Regions from separate parts of the Mus musculus genome. Here region 1 is linked to region 2. The links are chromatin loops, found by intact Hi-C in ENCODE. Cell type or tissue: heart. All regions are shown on one strand. Links, peaks and the distances in the headings refer to the core of each region. The heading gives the core; the rest is flanking DNA. Region 1 overlaps Atp1a1 (ATPase, Na+/K+ transporting, alpha 1 polypeptide). Region 2 has its middle 62 kb from the start of Gm25869.

What was found. Peaks named below come from ENCODE experiments on the same cell type or tissue, not always from the same donor. Only the 100,000 strongest peaks of a DNase experiment are listed, where the experiment ranks them.
Region 1: a loop joins it to region 2, with 6 times the contacts of the local background. A loop is called at or near these places in 2 of 42 quality-filtered maps.

The regions. Positions count from the first base shown.
Region 1 is chr3:101,592,319-101,601,906 of GRCm38, forward strand. Atp1a1 (ATPase, Na+/K+ transporting, alpha 1 polypeptide) reads right to left here. Exons shown (of 23, transcript NM_144900.2): 2 at 2,680-2,790; 3 at 1,885-1,944; 4 at 60-263. Among named protein-coding and RNA genes, the nearest start is that of Atp1a1, 7.6 kb to the right of the region's middle. In heart, for the core only: no CTCF peak of the experiment used is centred there; DNase peaks (open chromatin) are centred at 4,603 and 5,133; H3K4me3 peaks cover 2,500 bases; H3K27ac peaks cover 2,500 bases.
Region 2 is chr3:103,361,069-103,370,656 of GRCm38, forward strand. No RefSeq gene overlaps it. Among named protein-coding and RNA genes, the nearest start is that of Gm25869, 62 kb to the right of the region's middle. In heart, for the core only: no CTCF peak of the experiment used is centred there; no DNase peak of the experiment used is centred there.

The DNA of each region.
Region 1 (9,588 bases), core at 3,533-6,032, 1.8 Mb before region 2:
AGCAGGGATGACCAAGACGGTCTGGGAGGCAACAGCGCTACCGTAACTACACAACTCACATCATCGTTTGGCGGTTCCTCTTCTGTAGCACTTCGGATGCCATAAGCCAGGAAACAAAGAATGGCCCCGATCCACAGTAACATGGAAAAGCCTCCAAAGAGCTGCCGGCAGAATTTCACCCATTCGGGAGTAGTGGGAGGGGGTGTGAGGGCGTTGGGGCCATCCCGGGCCAGGATCTCAGCGGCCCTTGCAGGTGTTAATCCCTGAGGAGTAGAGAGGCGTGCATCAGACAGAGCACACCAGCATTCAAAAGCCATCACGCTCTTCCAACAAGAAATCCATGGAAGAAACAGGCTCTTGGCCGCAGAGCCAGGTGAAGCCTGGTTAACTCCCCCAAAATAAGCAGGGAATCTCAAAAGACAAACAAACCTCATTCCCCTAGGAGCCCGTAATGCCCTAAGACCTCATTTAAAACTTCTTTTAAAAGGAACTGTGGAAAATCTGAATCAGGTTGCTTTTTATACCGAAAAGATCTCGGTTTTAACAAACTGGTTCGGTTTTGCATGTCAGGAGCTTTGAGAGTTTTCTGTACATTGATTCTATAAGGGGGAGGGGGAAGCCTAAAAACAGGAGAGCAGGAAAATTTTTCTGCAGGAATCCAAGCCTCCCTGAGTTAACAGCCAAGTTGTAAGTACAGAACTTCATTCTCACAATGGTAATGAAAACACTGGCCAGGCAGTGAAGGGCTCACCCACACGCATACTTCAGCTAACTCCTGGGAAACCTGTCAGCTTAACAGTGCTCACTGGAAAGGCCACTGCATAGCCGTCTGCATGGTCTAATGGGCCTTAAAACCCATCTCAGTGGCAGACAAGACTCACATTAAGAGGAGAAAACAGGATTACTCTTGTACTACTAAAATATCAGCTTAGAAAGAGACAGAACACATTTCTGTCTAAAGTGTGCCTCTATGGACGTGCTGTCTGTTATTTTTAACTTTGGTGCTACCTAGTAAGTGCGAGGAAAGAAGAAACAGCATGAGAGAAGACCAGTGAATTATTTAGCATCCACATCTGCGTCACGTGCCTGCTGCTAGCTCAATAAAACAACCACCTAACGTCTGAGCCCCGTCTACACCCCTAAGCACTGGGTTGGAGCCTGCTTAATTTAATGACCATCTCTTACAGGCTACTAAACCCAGTTTACAAAGTAAAGGGCCCACAGACATAAGAAACTAATAAAAACAATAAATAGGTGAAATGCTTAGAGAAGGCAGCCTGGCCCAGTGGGAGCAGAGAGTCTGAGCAGAGCCTAGGCGCTCTCTGAGCACAGGGGCAGTTGTTCCAAAGACTCAGACTGTCACTAAAATAGTGTCATCCATCTCAGTCACTGTACTGATTGTGACTGTGACAGCACTCGCAGACGAGTTCTCATAGCAGTGGGAGAGAACTTAAAGATACAAAACACATTTTGGAGGGAAGGTGTGTTTTGAGATTTGTACATAAGTCGTACCTCAGGGTGACAGAAGTTCTGACACACCACCATGAGCCAGGCTGAGAAAAGTACAAGGACACTAACTGCTAAAAACCCAGCTAGCAGCTGCTGTATGTCTCTCAAGTTTTACAAATATAGACACTTTGAGTGAAGGAGCCTGGCTTTGGAACCACCTACAAAACCGGGTGCTCTGCAACACAGAGAAACTAATGTCCACTCCAACAAGGTTTCAGGGAAGAAACGGCAACAGAGAAGTCCAAGTTCTGTGCATGTCACACAGCCAATGGCAGCTGTCAGTCCAATCCTCCTAGTAAGGTCTGACCTAAGGTGGAACACAATACCACAGGGAAAACTATGATTTGCTATGGCAGGCATCAAACGGGTACCTACTCGGCTCAAATCTGTTCCGTATTTACGATGGAGTTCATCCAGGCTGAGTTTATGGTCGTCCTAAGGGGGGAGAAAAAGAATTATACATCCTAAAATCAAAAGGAAAAAAAGCACCCTCACTCCTCATCCCTATTGAAACTTCCTTCCCTCAACTGCCTAGGCTAAGCATCACCCTCACGACTGTCTCCTGAGACAGCTTCCTCTCCAACGCTGGGTGACATTTGCTGAATTGAGTCAGAGAAACCCAATGCCTCTTGGGTGTCTAGGACTGTGGCTCTCAACCTTCCTAATGCTGTGACCCTTTAATTCAGTTCCTCATGTTGTGGCGTTCCCCAGCAGTGATGTTTTTTTCACTACTACTTCACAACTGTAATTTTGCTATTATGAATCATACTGTAAATAAATACCTGATATGTAACCCCCGTGAAAGAACCGTTCGACCCCAAGATGGATGGCAACCCACAGGTGGGGAACCACTTGTCTAGACGGGGCCCTCATCTGTCCAGGTTGGCTAGAGATGGGTTAAGTCACGGAAGCCTCCTTAGCTTAAAGAGGCTGCAGTAGCAGCATCCTTCAGAGACAAGCGTAGACTGCGGTATCAAGAATGCTTCCACTGCTTATGGAGGGGAGACAGAGACCTTGCTCAACCCTTTAGTAGCTTCTAGAATGGAGACTCTTCAGCACCAACCCGTCAGTTCTCTGCCCTAGGCCGGTGCAGAAGCATACACCCACAGGGCTCAGGTGCAATGGATTTTTAGGGAAACCCACAGAGCCAGTTTTCCTCCCAGCACTCACCATAGACACTTCCTTCTTGAGCTCATCCATATCCCTTTCCTTCTTGGCCTTTTTGCCCTTTTTGTCACCATGCTCCGATACAGCGGCAGGCTCATACTTGTCTCGTCCAACCTACAGACAGGAGGAGGGGGAAGGGAGAGAGGGTGAGCTCTGTGCAGCGCCTGGGAGGGAACACAAGGTTGTGCAGGGTGTGTGTGTGTGTGTAGGGATGGAAGCTACAGGGACACAGTGGTTTGGAACAGTCACTGGGTTAATATTCAGCACAACACAACCTAGCCTAGGGGCTTATACAGGGAGGCACCTAAACAAGGCCATGGACGGTGGATTACAGCCACTAAAGACATCTTGTGTCCACCCTGGGTTATACAGAACAATGGGGAAGTTGTAACAGGCTTCAAACAGCCTTGCTAGGGCAACTCCCATTTGGAATGAACAGTGGCTATAATGTTAAAATCCCTACTTTGCAGTCTTCTGCCTTGCCTACTGAAGGAATGAAACAATGTTTCCATTAGTGATCTTGAGGCCAGTCCGGTGCCTAAGTTTGCACTGTCAATCAGACAGACACTGAAGTCCTGGGCCCTACTAGCCACCAGTTAAAGAAGTTTGAGGGAAGTTACCAACTCCCTAAGGACCAATTTCCCTTTCCACAACACGACAAGGACAGTCAGCATTCCTGAGGATTTAATGATACATCTAAGTGCCAGTCACTCTGATTTGATGATTAAATTCTTTTCGATGCAAAGCCATTATACACAGTTTAAACACCATTAATGTTCACATAAAGATATTGACCACATTTCATTTTTTTTTTCAGAGAGAAACAAAACATCTAAAGGTCCACAAAAATTTTTAAATAATGCTACAAAGACAAAAAAGAAGAAAATGAAAGAAAGGGAGTCTCCACCCCATTCTGTAACCTAAAATAAGATCTCCCCAAATGAAAGGCCCTGGAAATGTTTTGACACAAGCAGGATGCAGGGAGAGCGCGTGCGTTACCGTGTAATTCACAGGATCCACCTACGCCTCTCCAGACTGGAAGGAGTTGATTCTATAGTTTAAATTTAGACTGTTCCACTCCCTCACCCTGTTAGAGTGCTCGGCAGATCTGTATGAAACCAGAACTTGGTACTCCAAAGTCAGGCAGTGGAGAGGGCTCACCCCTGCAGGCCACCTCCCTTGCCTTACAATGAATGCTTGGTAAAACCCCAAAGCGTGTATTTCAGGCCCTTATAGTTAGTACGTAGCAAATAAAATACGCATTCACTTGACTTTGGAAGGCTCCAAAGAGAAAGCCTGCTCAGATTAGTGGGTGTTGGAGAAGTGAGTAGTATCTGTGACGCTATTCAACACCATGTGACTTGACAAATGACTTCTTCCTTGAGAGCAGGGCACTTGAATCTTCACCTTATCTGCAGAGTGGAGTTGGGCAGAGTGGAGGACAGTCAGCATTCCTAACATTCTCTCTCTGCTATGGAGTCAGCACAGCTCCAAGGGCCTCTCGGAGTGGAGCTGTGTGCTGGAGTTAGGATGGAGCGTGTTTCTCTGCTTATCTGACGGTAAAGCCATTCCATAGCTGCCGACTTGGCTCCTTTATGTATGTGACCAGATTAAACTGATTTTTTTTTTCAAGACAGGATTTCTCTGTGTAACAGGCCCAGATTGTCCTGGACTCCCTTTTGTAGACCAGTCTGGCCCCTGCCTCCCGAGTGCTGAGATTAAAGGCGTGCACCACCATGCCCAACTTAAACAGACTTTTAAAATACACCCAATACATTTTTAAGCAAGTCTCATTTCACGGAAATACGCTTCCATGAGGAGCAGTGTTAGAATCCCCCAGCCTCACTGTCTGCGTGCTTCGGTTATTCTTAGACTTCTCACATTTTCCACGGCAAGAGGGAGAAGAGAGATATTGGCACAGCCAGCCCATTCTGGATACCTTCCAACGTTTATCAGCCATCACAAAGGCAGTGTGTTGCCTGTATCTTCACAGCTATTGAGAGTAAAGTTGAGGAATCTACATTTCCTAATAGCCAAACTCCTTTATAAATTCATGCTATTTAAGGCACTTTTAAATGGGGACAGCTGTAAAAGGGACATGGAAAGTATTAACATGTAAGATCACTTCTTCAAAATCTTAATTTTTCCAGTAGGTAATTTTTGTCTAAAAGAACTAGGCAGCTTATCCGATCAGTTCTTGCCCACAAGTAAAACAATAATTTAATGTTAATTCTTCCTGGTGTGGGTCAAGAGATCCTTAGGTTCCTATGGGCACTAAGAACTGTAATTTCAAAGCTGAAAAAGTATGCGTTTGTGGTGTGGGGTAAGACAACATTTTCCTTATTTCTTTTAAAAACAAAGGTCACAGCAGGGAGTGGTGCGGTGTTCCCTCCCCTCCCTCCCGGGCTCCGCTGACCTTCCGGCTCGTTTGGGCACCAGGCATGGAACTTCTCCTTTCTCAATTAGAAAAACGAGATTGCTTCTTCACTCAGCACCACAGAGCAAGAACGACTAACTCCATTGACGCCCTTTGAGTGTCTCTAGCTTATCTGGAAGGGGCATTGAACAGGCTGTGCCATCCTCAAAAGGGCAGTTGGTTGCAGGGGAGTAAGTTAGGTTATTAATCTTTTCCATTCTAATTTAAGAACTAGGAAGTTATAGCAAGGCATTATTTACTCCATGTGACACTTCAAGGCTGGGTGTGTCACTATTTCAACCTATGTGTCCTCCAGTTTCCACCTTCCCAGAGATTCCTAAAGCTACTGTGCCTTTGGACATGAGGAAGATGGAAGGAGAAAACCCTGGACGGGGAGAACAAAGGACAAAATAGATATGTAACAAGACTTTATGTTGGCCCTCACAATAAAGGAACAAGAAATCCCCGTGACCTTTTAGAGTGGAAAATCTTCCTTCCTCTTCTTCAGTTAATTCATCACTTACAGGAGGAAATGTGCTTGGGGAAGGTAGAAGACAGCTGCAAATTTACCAATAATTACAATAACATGAGGATCATACACCCACATAGTTCACACACACAACTCACATACTCTCACACCTTTCTCACACATATACACTCTCATACACACACTCACAAACACACTGTCACATCCACACACACAGTCTCTCACACTTTTACACAAATACACTCATACATAGTCACACACCCTTTCACAGTCACACACACACACACACACACACACACACACACACACACACTCTGCAGTGAGATTTAAATAAGGACCTTCCTCCCCAGTAGACTGCAACTTGATGCCTACACAGCCACCAGCACCGCCTCTGCTTTGTGCACTAGCATCTAGGGGTGCCTTCTAAGGCTTCCACTCACCAGCAACACCTCTGGTTCTACAGCCAGAGAACTCAGGAGGCCCTTACAGACTTCTGAAATCCCCTCTGATTTGCCCAAAGGGTACTTGGAAGTCTAAGATGCCCACTCCCATTAGCGAGGTCAGTGGATGGTGCTTTCAATTCTGGCCCATGTCATTACCCTAGCACCGCCACTTGCCAGCTACATGACCTTGAACAGTCAGCCTTAGACACCAGCTTTGTCACAACTATTAACTTACCTAACACAGTCTGATAGTTTGGTTAGTACAATCTGAAAACAGAACACCTAACAAAACAAAACAACCCCCACATTGTTTCCAGAACTGAGAACAAAAGCTTTTGACTAGCAAGAGAGGCTACCAATATGGCAAAGTAACTGCTCCAAATGTTGCTGATTCACAGCTGGCCAAGAGGGCTGTGGAGACGGCACCTTCAAACTCAATTTGGCAAACTCCAATTTGGCAGGGAAGTCAGACACAGCCTGATTCAGCTACAGAAGGCTCTGCCTAGTTTTGGCCAACTGTTAGTAAAGAGTGGGGGAGTATTCCCCAATTTTCCTGGTTCTCATATCAAAACCTCAAACTCAGCTCTGTCTGAAAAGGTCACACACAGCACTATACAAAGGTCACTGTGATAACCCAGTCACTACACACATTACTGCCATTCCTTGATTCCTATAGAGGTAACTTTCAGAAACATGTTAAAGAAAGTATCACTCTGGCCTACTTTGCTACATTTCCAACTGATGCTCGGCCTAAATGGCTTCCTGTAGGTTCATCTTTCTAGCTGGGGACCTAAGGGATGTACCAAGCCTGTGCTAGGTGGGAATTGGCAAATGGAAGACAATGGGTAAACAGTGAGAGGCCTTTAGCTGTTCTCCAGCCCACAGTGATACTTTTGGAATAGCAATTCTCTGCAGAGGAGGTAACCAAGGGGCACCCCAACCACGTACGGTGCCACAGGTCCCTCCTCTCACTCCTGAAGACATGCATGCTGGAAATGTACTCCTACGAAGCCAGAGCACTGGGTCCTTTGTGAACCCAGTTCAGTCCCTAAACTTGGGCTGCATCCATCAGTCACAGGGCCGTGATCAGCCACTGGGTTCCCTCATCCCATGGGAACATCATCTAACCTGCCTCCCTGGTGAATTCTTAAACAACCCTGCTAGTCCACCCTTGTGGCCATGGAATGTACCGTGACCATTTGAAAAAAATAAAAATGGTAAGAGTAATGTGAAGAATTCCTATATTTTAAATTTTCTTCCTCTTAAAATGTATTTTTTTTTCTTCTACTTACTAAAAAGCACCAGCGCCATGGGACATTTGATCTCTCCAAGAGACCTGAATGAATCAAAACGTCTGCTCATGCCTTAACATCCTCCACCTGCCCTCCCCTATAACCCCCCTTTTTCCCTCATTATTCTGGTTTGAGAGAGAAAAGCTTAAAAACTGGAACAGCACTACAGAGGGGCTGCCAGTTTCCAGGAAGTCCTGATCACTCTTTGATAGGTGGTTTGGAGCCTAGGAAGCAAACGGACTGCTGAGTTGAAGAGGGCAAAGGTGCTGAAAGCCTACAGAAACACAGCTTGGTGCCATGGAAGTGAGACAGAGAGCATGCAAACAGACAGGTTGTGCACCCCAACTGCCCCAAGGCTCTGAATAACACCAGGACAACAGACTGGAAAGATAAACACCAGGGCCCAAGGATGACAAACCATTACAGTGATTACTAGACTAGTTCCCCAAATAACGAAGGCTCCAAAGATAAAGCCTGGCCACCATCAATCAGCCTTTCAAATCACCAGCAGAGACTATGAGATTGCTGTTACTAAGTGGGGTTTGAGTAAAACCTGCTAAGAGACAGTGCCCAGATGCATTTCACTGTAAAATCACAAAGCAACTAAAGAATGAGGTCTATTGGATTAAAAAAAAAAAATCCCTTTGGCTCAGGACCCAAATGAAACCAAATCAGGGTGAAAGTGTGTGTGTGTGTGTGTGTGTGTGTGTGTGGTTTCCTCTTTTCTAATTCACAGAATCTGCTATCCCATACACCCAACAAATACATGTTAAGAATGTCTTATGGATTCCCGACACCAGATTTCAGCACGGCTAATGAGGTGAGTCATATGCAGAGAACACTCTCTCTGACTCCAGCCAAAGAACACACTTCCTCTCATACTCTCAATTCAAGGCAAAGTGAGAATGTTCAGACCCGACTCTGCTTGTTAGTCCCCACCCCAAATACACATATAAAGGAAGGAGTGTTTAAAGCCTGTTGCATTATAACATTCCCTTTACTTCACATTAGTACCCCCTAGCCCTAGTCTCAGAGTAATCTAGAATTAGACAGGGCTGGTGAAAGTCTGCCCAGTGCTTTGTTATGCAAACCCAGCCACTCTGATTACTGGGAGCCCATCTGATCTGACACTCGGATTTCTTCTTCAGGTCTGTTGGCTGGCAGCCCCCCTCCGCACCCCCCCCCCCCCCAGGCACCAGTGTTCTTAGCTGAGAAACTGCCGGTTTTCCCTATGACACTTTTAAGAAGTTAAAAATGACCACTGATCACGGTGAAAGTCTTCACTTGAAACGTGAATGTTGACGGAAAGTCTAAGATGCTGCTGATTGGATTTGCTTGTTGGACAGTGATACAGTGCTCAGTCATGCCAATGAATACTTCCTTTTGAGGAGCAGTTAACAGGACTTCTCAATATTTCCCTATCGTTAATATTTCTCAGGGGAAGGAAAACTGTTACACAGCTTTGAAAGGGCCTGGAGAGCAGCGCTTACGCAGATCTGTGTCCCCCAGCCCTGATGACTTAGGAAGCCCCGGCACACTGGTATGGCACTCACTCCACACAGCACACAGATGACTCTACTTGCTCTCAGGGCGAGGACTGTACATCTGGCCAGACCAGAAACCAGAGCTCCCAGGCTGTGCTTTTTCAAGAAACCTGCTTGTCTTCAAATGAAGCAATACTTTAACTTAGCTTTTCATACAGAGTCCTTCAGGGCTGTTTAGTTAATGGTTCCCTCTCATTATTGAGGTACTCCTAAAAGAACAGTCTGTGGAGAAGAGAAGTCACTTCTCCGTGCACTTGTTGCTAAGTAATCCTCAGGCGTTGGTTTTGAAGAGTTCAGGGATGGATCAGTGCGAGTGCCAAGTCTCTTCTCTAACACTGGGCCTGCTCTTTATTCTTAAATGTGATTCTAAGTTTTAGTCCTCAACTGGATAAACACCCTACTAGACCTTTATAAAGCTTTTTTGGGGGGTGGGGTGGGGTGGGGGGTGTTTTCTATCATCTTGGGTTTAAAAAGAGCAGCCTCCCGGTTTCTTATTCTTCCACCCCAAGGTGAGTCACCATTGTTACAAACTTGCCAGCAGAGAACGCTACAAATTAACAAACAGCCAGCGGCCAGCCTTATAATAGGGGGTGGGGGTGTGTGAGTGCTGATAACCTTCCAGGCAGGGAACTGTTTCAATCTTACAAGGTGGAAACAACCTCACAGCCTATTTTCTGTTTTCCTGGACTTCCAGGACCAGCCCCAGTGTCAGCGCCCCTTACTTGTTCCT
Region 2 (9,588 bases), core at 2,848-5,347:
GTATGTCCATTTAGCAAAACTGCAGTAGTAATACGTTCTCTCAGACCTGTGATCTCTACAGCCGTGGGCCTTTGGCCACTTTCATAGAACCAGGTATGAATTCCCTTCTAAGGAACAGGCCCCAAGCCCATTCAGGAAGCATTTGGTTACTATTTCTGTGGCTTTGTTCAGACGTGCGGAACAAAAGCAACATAGGAAAGGAATAATTTGGCCTCCGTGTCAGACAATCCATCCATCATTGAGGGAAGTCTGGCAGGAGCTCAGGCAGGATCCTGAAGCAGAAACCATGGAGGAACTCGCCAGGTCACTCGGAGGCTCATGCTTAGCTTTGTTACTCAGCCCAGAAACAGACATAAGTGATGGCACCACCATCTTGGACTGGGCCCTCCTGTGTCAAGATCATGTACAAAGGGGAGTGGGAGTAGGCGGTTCCTCAGTTAAAGCTGCTCAGATGACCAGGCTGCATCTAGTTGACATCGCTAAATAGCACAGTTGTTCCCTTAACAGTCATGCCATCATTTCGTAGTAGACACATCTTACCGGGCAGGTTGGTTGGTAACATGCAGTGCCTATTGCTAGGTATAACTTGAAGATAGTAGTGTGCTTGCCTAGCATACACAATGACCCGGGTGTAATCCTTAGCACCACATAAACTGGATGGGTGCTATTAAACCCAGCACTCAGGAGGTAGAGGAAGGAGGATCAACGGTCAAAAGCATCCTGGCTACCTGGTTTGTTGATGAGACCCTGTTTAGAAAATATTTTAACAGCTTAAGCTCACAGGCTTGCTCTTGGTCTGCTCAGTTTCCTTTTTTATACAGTACAGAACCACCTGCCCAGAGGTGGCTGGTGGTTCACTAATCAAGAAAATGCCCCACAAACATAGCTACAGGCCTAGCTGATTGAAAGCATTTTCTTAACTGAGGTTCCTTCTCAGATGACCTGAGCTGTGTTAGGTTGACAAACTAGCCCCAAAGGAAAGCTATTAAATGACAAGAACATTTGAAAGGTGCCATTTAGTGCAGCCCCAGTACTGTGAGTAATTCCTGGGTATACCTCTCTGTAGAAGCGTGCTTGGTTACCAGGCACCTCAAAAGCCAACAAATGTAGCTTGCTGTGGATAGTAACATGGGCACATGTGAGGTCCTACCTGTTGGGGAAGCTGAGGCTGAAGAAGGAAGTGTCTGTTGGGTGCAAGAGTTGTAAACCATGCTGGGCAACATGGTTAGACCCTGTCTCAAAAAACCAAACTTCTCTCAGAACTAAAAGAAACCAATCAAAAGGGGCTAACACATAAAATGACGCTGCTGGATATCAGACAGGCAGTGAAGGATGCTAGAAAGTACTAAATAGACATTCTTGAGTGACAGCTTTAAGGACACTAACAACACACCCAGAGAGGAGAGAAAGGAAATAAAAATATATTCAAAGAAATATTGGCTGGAAACTCCTCCAGGTACCTGTATGAACCCAAGTAGGTTAAACACAGAGACCCACAAACAGATGGGTGGTATAAGAAGAACTGTAGAAGTCAGACAAGGAAATCTTATAGTAGCAGGGGGAGGGTGTGTGCTGTGTTTATTGAAACAGTGGAGACAGGGTGATGGCAGGTCCCAGGCTAGCCTCAGATTTGCTGCATAGCTCAAGCTGGTCTTGAACCTCTTTCTTCTGCTTGCTGGCTTTATGGAGGCATGTTCTCAGTGAGGGTCCTACCCCTCAGACCACTCCAGCGTGATCAAGTTGACACAAGAACTAATTACATCCTCAGTTCAGTTGGGTAGAAAGCTGTGCTGCGTGCTTCCTAGTCCAACAGACACCTGAAGAATGATATGCACTCAAGAAACAATGTTATTCTCAAGGGCTAAGCATGCTTCAGGAGAGACTCCATTACCCTATGAAAGAAACCTCAACAAGTGCAAACCACACACACACACCTATACAAACACATGGACAACTCTAACACTACTTAGCTGCACCCCCAGCTCAGCTTCACTGCTGAATTTCATCAAACACGGGTTAGTAACAATTCACCATAAATACTTTGTCCTTTATAAGTATTGTGTTTATTGATTAGTAGGCTTAAAATGATGATGGCAGTAGGCGAAAGGAATGTACTTATTCATTATATGAGACTACCATTATCCTGCTTTCTAAATTACCCTTTAGAAAGACTACTCAAGTATGTCTTGAGAATGTATTCTCAAGGAAATAATAACAGATCCAGCAACATAAGACTACTCTACTAGGGCTGAAGAGATGGCTCAGTGGTTAAGAGCACTGGCTGCTCTTCCAAAGGTCCTGAGTTCAAATCCCAGCAACTACATGTTGGCTCACAACCATCCATAAAAGAGATCTGACATCCTCTTCTTGTACGTCTGAAAACAGCTACAGTGTACTTAGATATAATAATAAATAAATCTTTAGACCAGAGTGAGTGGGGTCAACCAGAGCGAGCCATGGTCCTGAATTCAAATTCCCAGCAACCACATGATGGCTCACAACCATCAGTACAGCTACAGTGTACTCGTGTACATAAAATAAATCTTAAAAAAAAAAAATTAGCTGGGCGTGGTGGCACACGCCTTTGATCCCAGCACTCGGGAGGCAGAGGCAGTATTCTGCTAGCAGCCTTCAGATGAAGATGTAGAACTCTCAGCTCTGTCTGCACCATGCCTGCCTGGATGCTGCCATGCACCTGCCTTGATGATAATGAACTGAACCTCTGAACCCAATTAAATGTTGTCCTTTATGAGACTTGCATTGGAAAAAAAAAATAGCCGGGCGTGGTGGCGCATGCCTTTAATCCTAGCACTCGGGAGGCAGAGGCAGGCGGATTTCTGAGTTCGAGCCAGCCTGGTCTACAAAGTGAGTTCCAGGACAGCCAGGGCTATACAGAGAAACCCTGTCTCAAAAAACAAACAAACAAACCAAACAAAAAAATTTTTACTGTACTGAATTGAGATGGTTAATGTCCCTAACTTGGCAGGGTTTAGAATTACCAGGGAAACAGGCCTCTGGGCCAGTTTGTCATTTAGTCAGACTAAATATGAATATTGTCTGACAAATACAAAGACTAAATACAAATCGAGCTGAGTTAGCTCCTTACCTCTTGACTTCATATACAATGTGACCAGCTGTCTCATGCTGCTGCTAACTGCAGGACAGCATCCTTCAAAAGTGAGCTGGGAGAATGAATACAGAACAAGGAGTGTTTATGCTGAGTTTATGCTGAGGTGCAAAGTGTTTTCATCATCTGGAAGTAAATGTAACGTATCATGTCGAGAGAAAAATGACGACATTTCAGTGAATAACGTTTGTCAGAATCCAGAGCCGCCTTATGACGAAGCATTCAGGAAATGAACTAGGAGCTGAAGATGGACGCATCTCTTCCCCCTTGCTGTGACAGACTGAACACTTTCTTTTGAAGACAGGGTTTCTGCTCTCACTGAATGTGGATCCAAAATTTATGATATAAAGCTGAACACAGTGAGAGCAGGAACCCTGTCTCCACAAATCTGGATGTTATGTCAGGAAATGGACAGAATCCATCCAACTTAGGAATGAGGTTGCAAAGCCAGTAACAAGAGGAAATTACGCAGAGATGATCTTTCAGAACCATCAGAAAAAGGGAAATGAAGAAAGTATCAAGGTTGCAAAAGATGCACGATATGAAAGCCATCTGTATTTCTTTATACTTTGCAAGATGAAGACAGGTTGTGTTTGAGTGGCAGTGCTGATGACGTAAGTTATTCCCTAGTCTGCACCTGCCTAAGTAGGCAGTGGCCTGGACCGACTAGCTATCAGGAGCCTTAGTCCACACCAGGACAGGCAGGTTCCTTGGCAAAGGCCCTTGGTCTGTTCATTCACCTCACACATTCTAAATTCTGTGAAGGGTGAAGACTCTGTCAGGCCTTGGCCTCTACAGGGCCATGGTACCTGTGATTCCATTAGCCCATTGCAGCCTCAGCCAACCTGGTGTTTCTCCAAAGGGACAGTCTGTGGTAGTGACCCAATAACCTTCTTGACTCCAGGACCCACACCTTCTGCTCTGTCCTCCAGCAAGACTGGAGAACAACAGAAATAAGAGAATGTAGATCCACTCTCAAAGACATCAAGGCAAGAGGAAGAAGAGACAAGAGGAAGGAAGCATGGCTGAGGGCATTGTCTGAGCATGTGCAAAAAGTTTAGATGTGAGGGGCCCAGCCGAGATAGCTAGAAGGATCGTGGGTCCTGGGGAAGATGGATGGGAAGTGACATTCCCGGCACAACGATAGGGTTTCTTTCTTTCCAGATTCTGTTTTGGAGAAATCTTTTCTTAAAGCAAACCAGAGCTTGGACAATCTCACTATGACTGTCCAAGCTCTGGGTCTCTCAGATTTGAAACCGCAGTTGAAGCTGGCTTTCATGGCTTCATATACACTGATCACAACAGTGGGAAGGCCTCCCCTTCTCTGTTTGATTGCTGCTTCCTTCATTCCCAATCTTTCCCACAGGATGACTCCCCTCAGGCCTTGTGTCTCCTCCTCTTTGCTTGCCCTAGGCTAGGCCTACTTCCAAACTTTACTATAGCATACTCTGCTGGGAGCTGAGGACTTGCCATCTCTCCTTCCAGACTGAATATCCCCTGCAGGGCAGAATAGCTCTTACTACTGTCCCACTGAGGGTCCACCACATGCAGAATGCTTTCCAATCCTAACAAAAACATGTCTTACCCAATCAAGTTAGTGGTTCCTTTTGTTGTTTAAAAATTGCATTTATTAATTGTATGTGTCTATTTGCGTGCGTGTGTGTGTGTGCGCGCGCGCGCGCGTGTGTGTGTGTGTGTGTGTGTGTGTGTGTGTGTGTGTGACTCAGAGAACAACTTGTGAGAGCTGATTTTTCTCCTACCACATGTTGGTCCCAGAGATCAAATTCTGGTCATTAGACTTGGCCATAAAAAGTACCTTACCCACTGGGCCAGAGCCACCAGGTCCACCTAAAGTTACTGACCTCTAGTTAAAATAGTATCATCAGTTGTAAGAGGTTTTCCAGACTCAGACTCTCCCTCTAGTCTTCTAGGAAGGTTGTGATAAAGGGAGCAGGGATTTGAGAGCACAGCCTTGTGCCTGTTCCCTCTTAGGACGACTGCCTCTCTGAGCCACCTGTCAGCCTTCAGTCTGCCACCCCATCTGCTTCCCCAACCACCTTGTTGGTGGTTGTGCTGTGCCCCCCACCCCAATCTTCCCTGTCGCCCAGTCTTTCCTGGGAGCTGGGTTGCCTTCACTTTGCACCCCTTCTCACACATGTGAGCCCAATTCTTTCTCTCCAAGGGACAGACCAATGTGGAAGGAGAAAATCGGCTCCCACAAGTTGTCTTCTGAGTGCCACATAAAGTGGCACACACAATAATAAATAAAAATTTTAAATTAAAAAATAGAAGTCAGTAACTTCATTGGACAAGATTCATTTTGATCAGAATTTGTTCTGAGTGGCAGACCCTCCCTCAGGGGGATGGTTCTGCTCTGCTCTGCAGAGGACACGCAGTCTGAGAGGACAGCTGGCAAGTCCTCCTGTAAGAGATCAAGGTTCCATTTTCAATAGGCAAAAGGCAAGAGCAATGTCAGCTCTGCCTCTCCATCACACATAGTAACCCAGTTCAGTTCGATGGTCTCTCTACTGAGAGGGAGGCCAGAGGATCTTATGCCAAAATAGGTCTCCCTTGGTGTCTGGACAAATCCCCAGCTTGGAAACAGGCAGGATTTTATTCTTTGGTAGACTCTCAGATACCAAGTCCAGGGGCAAATGTAAAAACAGAAGAAGCCCTTTGAGAGAGGCAAATGAACCAGAGCAAACCTGCTGGCTTCATAGAGGGCGGGAACTGCTTGCAAGTTCTGACCTCATCCCCAAAACATTTACTACCCAGCACCTGTCTGCTAGTTAGTAAGTCAGATCCATTCCTACTTGGAGAAAGTCTTTGTCCGCCTGGGTTCCATCCCAGGGTTCTTTGATACAAGTGCAGATGCTAGTGTGGGATTAGCTTTGGGATGTTACACAGAAATCCATTCTCCCTACTGCATGCACGGCAAGGGTTTCAGACTCCTTCCATCTTCATTCAGCAAATCTGCTCGCCTCCACCCCATCCCGACAGGTTCACATCACGGTGGTGATGGGGGCTTGGCACAGCAGCAAGCAGGAGACCACAAGGTGCTGAGTTTGCAGCCTCCCTGCCCGCTCAGGACGTGTTAACAACAGCCTCATTCTGAGCTAGTGTCTCAATTTCAGTCTGACTAAGACAGTCTCCCATGGGCAATCCCAGTTTTTACAGCACACAAGCCACATCCCCCAACTTCTATGAACTGAGGACGTAGTGAGCAATAAATAATTCAGACACATGTGTTGTCATTATCCTTCAAACTCATAAGCCTCTAGATGGTGACATCAGCCAACATTTATTAGATGCTTTGTGCTAGGCGCTGTTTGATCGTAGCCACACCCACCCTTCTTCATTCCTTCTTCTTCCTTCCTCCCTTCTTTTTAACAAGATCTTAGTATGTAGCTCTAGCTGGCCCGGAACTGAGGAAAACCTCCAACTCGGAATCCTTATGCCTCCATCTCCCAAAGGCTGGCATCACAAGGATGCAATGCCACCGCAGGCAAATACTGTGAGCCTTTTCATCTTGCCAGATGAATATAAAGGGATTTCTGTTGTCAGCACCATGTTACCGATGAAGAAATAGGATTTGAAGGCTTAGTTTGCTCCAGGCCTTGGTCTGAGTAGACTTGAATCCAATTAACTTGGCTTTGAGTTAAGCCAGCCCCAATTAACTTGGTTTTGAGTCTGTACCTCCAGCTGCTGTACTACCCTGCCTTTTGGCACACTGAATCTCTATTAACTTTATGTGAATTAACTTTTTCTGAGCATTCCTTGTGGCAACTGTCTTAGTTACGGTTCCATTCCTGTAAGCAGACACCATGACCAAGGCAAGTCTTATAAAGGACAACATTTAATTGGGGCTGGCTTACTGGTTTTGAGGTTCAGTTCATTATCATTATGGCAGGAAGCATGGCAGCATCCAGGCAGTCATGGTGCCAGAGGAGCTGAGAGTTCTAAATCTTATCCCAAAGGCAAACAGAAGACTGGTTTCCAAGCAGCTATGAGAAAGGTCTCTCAGAGCCCACCCCCACAGTGGTACACAATTCCTCCAACAAGGTCACAACCAATAGTGCCACTTCCTGGGACAAGCATATTCAAACCAATATATTCCACTCCCTGGCCCTGTAGACTTGTTCAAGCAATGAGTCTATGGGTACCATACCTAGCCATAGCATAATGCAAAACAATTTAGTCCAACTTCAAAAAGTCTGATAGCTTATAAGAGTCTCAACAATGTTAAAAGTCCAAAGTTCAAAGTCTCTTCTGAGATTCATGCAATCTCTCTCTGTCTTTTTTTTTTTTTTTTTTGAAGGGGTGGGGGGATTCGAGACAGGGTTTCTCTGTGTAGCCCTGGCTGTCCTGGAACTCATTCTGTAGACCAGGCTGGCCTTGAACCCAGAAATCCTCTTGCCTCTGCCTCCCTCATGCAATCTTTTAACTGTAATTCCCTAAGAAATCAAAATTTAAAAAAGCAGATCACATACCCCCAATATCATACAGGGTATACATTACCATTCCAAAACATCATAGTGGGGAAATACTGGACCAAATCAAGACAGAAAGCCAGCTAGTTTTCCAATCTCCGTGTCTCCATGTCCGATATTAAAGTGTTCTTCAGATCTCCAACTCCTTTCCTCCTTGTTGATCGCTGTTGGCAGATCTGGCATCCAGCAGCAACAAACTTGATTCTCTTGGGCTGTTTCCACTCACTATTGGCATCTTTCCTTGGCAGATATCCCATGGCTCTGGCATCTTTAACATCTTGGGATGTCCAAATCAACTTCAGCTTCACAGCTTCTTGTTTCAGTGTTTGAGATCCACACATGATCTTCTGGGCTCCTCCACAGGGCTTGTGTCACTTCTCCAGCTCTGCCCTCTGCAGCTCTCTAGGCTCTGGCTGATTCCACTCCACTGCTGATGCTGTTCTTGGTGGTCATCCCATGGTCTTCTGCTATAACTAGGCTTCACCAATGGTCTCTCATAGGCTCTCTTCATGGTGCCAAGCCTCAGCTTCTTTGCATTGCCCCTTCAGTCCCAGGCTGTCAATGGTGAGTCCTGGGCTGTACCTTCACCAATGGCCTTCTCTGGCCTCTCACAATGCCAAGCCTCAGCTGCTCTCCATGACTCCTTCATGCCTTGAAACCCAATATCATCTGGGTGATTCTTACACATTAACAAGTCCAGCTGAAGCACGAGGTCCAACCCTGGCTATCTCTGGAATATGGTTTCTTTATGCTCTCAGAAAATACTTCCCAGAAGAGTTTACCTCAGTGATGCTGGTCTCTTCTGAATCATCGCTAATTTCTTAGCTCCAGCTATCCAGCATCAGTGGTCCAGGTAGTCCTTTCTATTCTTCACTCTATAGCCAGAGTCACATGGTTGAAGCTGCCAAGTTCTGCTACTGGATGGGGCTAGAACATGCCCCTCCTCCTCCTTGCTCTATTATATCCCTCATTGCCTAAGTTTAGCTGTCCTGGAACTTGCTCTGTAAATTAGCCTTGAACTCAGATCTGCATGGCTATTTCTCCTGAATCCTGGGGTTAAAGGCATGTACCACCACACCTGGATTTAAGCTTGCTATGCTTAAAATCAAAATGCTCTTTGAGACTAAACCAGAGAACAAAGTTTGCTGTTTTTTTTTTGTTGTTGTTGTTGTTTTTGTTTTGTTTTGTTTTGTTTTGTTTTGTTTTGTTTTGTTTTTTGTGACTTCCTTTGTCAATGCAATTAATATAAACCTCTTACCTTAGCTTTAGGTAGATTCTTCAGACAAGGACAAAAAGCAGCCACATTCTTCACCAAAATTTCACAAAAGCAGTCCCTAAGGCCACATACTGAAATTTTTCTCCACTGAAGCCTCTTGGGCCAGGTCTGCATAGTTCAAATCATTTTCAGCACCAATGTCGTCTATATTCCTACCAGGATGGCCCATTAAGTCTCACTTAAAACATTTCACTGCTTTCCCCTAAAATCAACATTCCTCCAAGCAAAGCATGGTCAGGCCTATCACAGCACTACCCTAGTCCCTGGTATCAACTTCTGTACTTGTTAGGGTTTCCATTGCTGTAAAAAGACACCATTTAATTGGGTTCTGAGGTTCAGTCCATTATCACCATGGCAGGAAGCATGGCAGCATCCAGGCAGGCATGGTGCTGGAGGAGCTGAGAGTTCTACATTTTGTTCCAAAGGCAAACAGGAGAAACTGACTTCCAGGCTTCCCAACAAGGCCCCTTCTGCCCACTACCCTTATTGTCCTTTCTGGGGTATGGTTTGGGTCTTGAGAAGTACAGGGAGAGAGTTGGTAACAGGCACAAACAGCTGGGCTCTACTGAGGAGGTGGTGGGGGGCACTGGAGCCTGTGCAAGGCTGTCTATTCTCTTCCTTAGTTGGGCCTCCTGAATTAGGAGTATGGCCTGGAGACCTCGGTAAGACCCTTGCGCACACACCCATTCTGATGT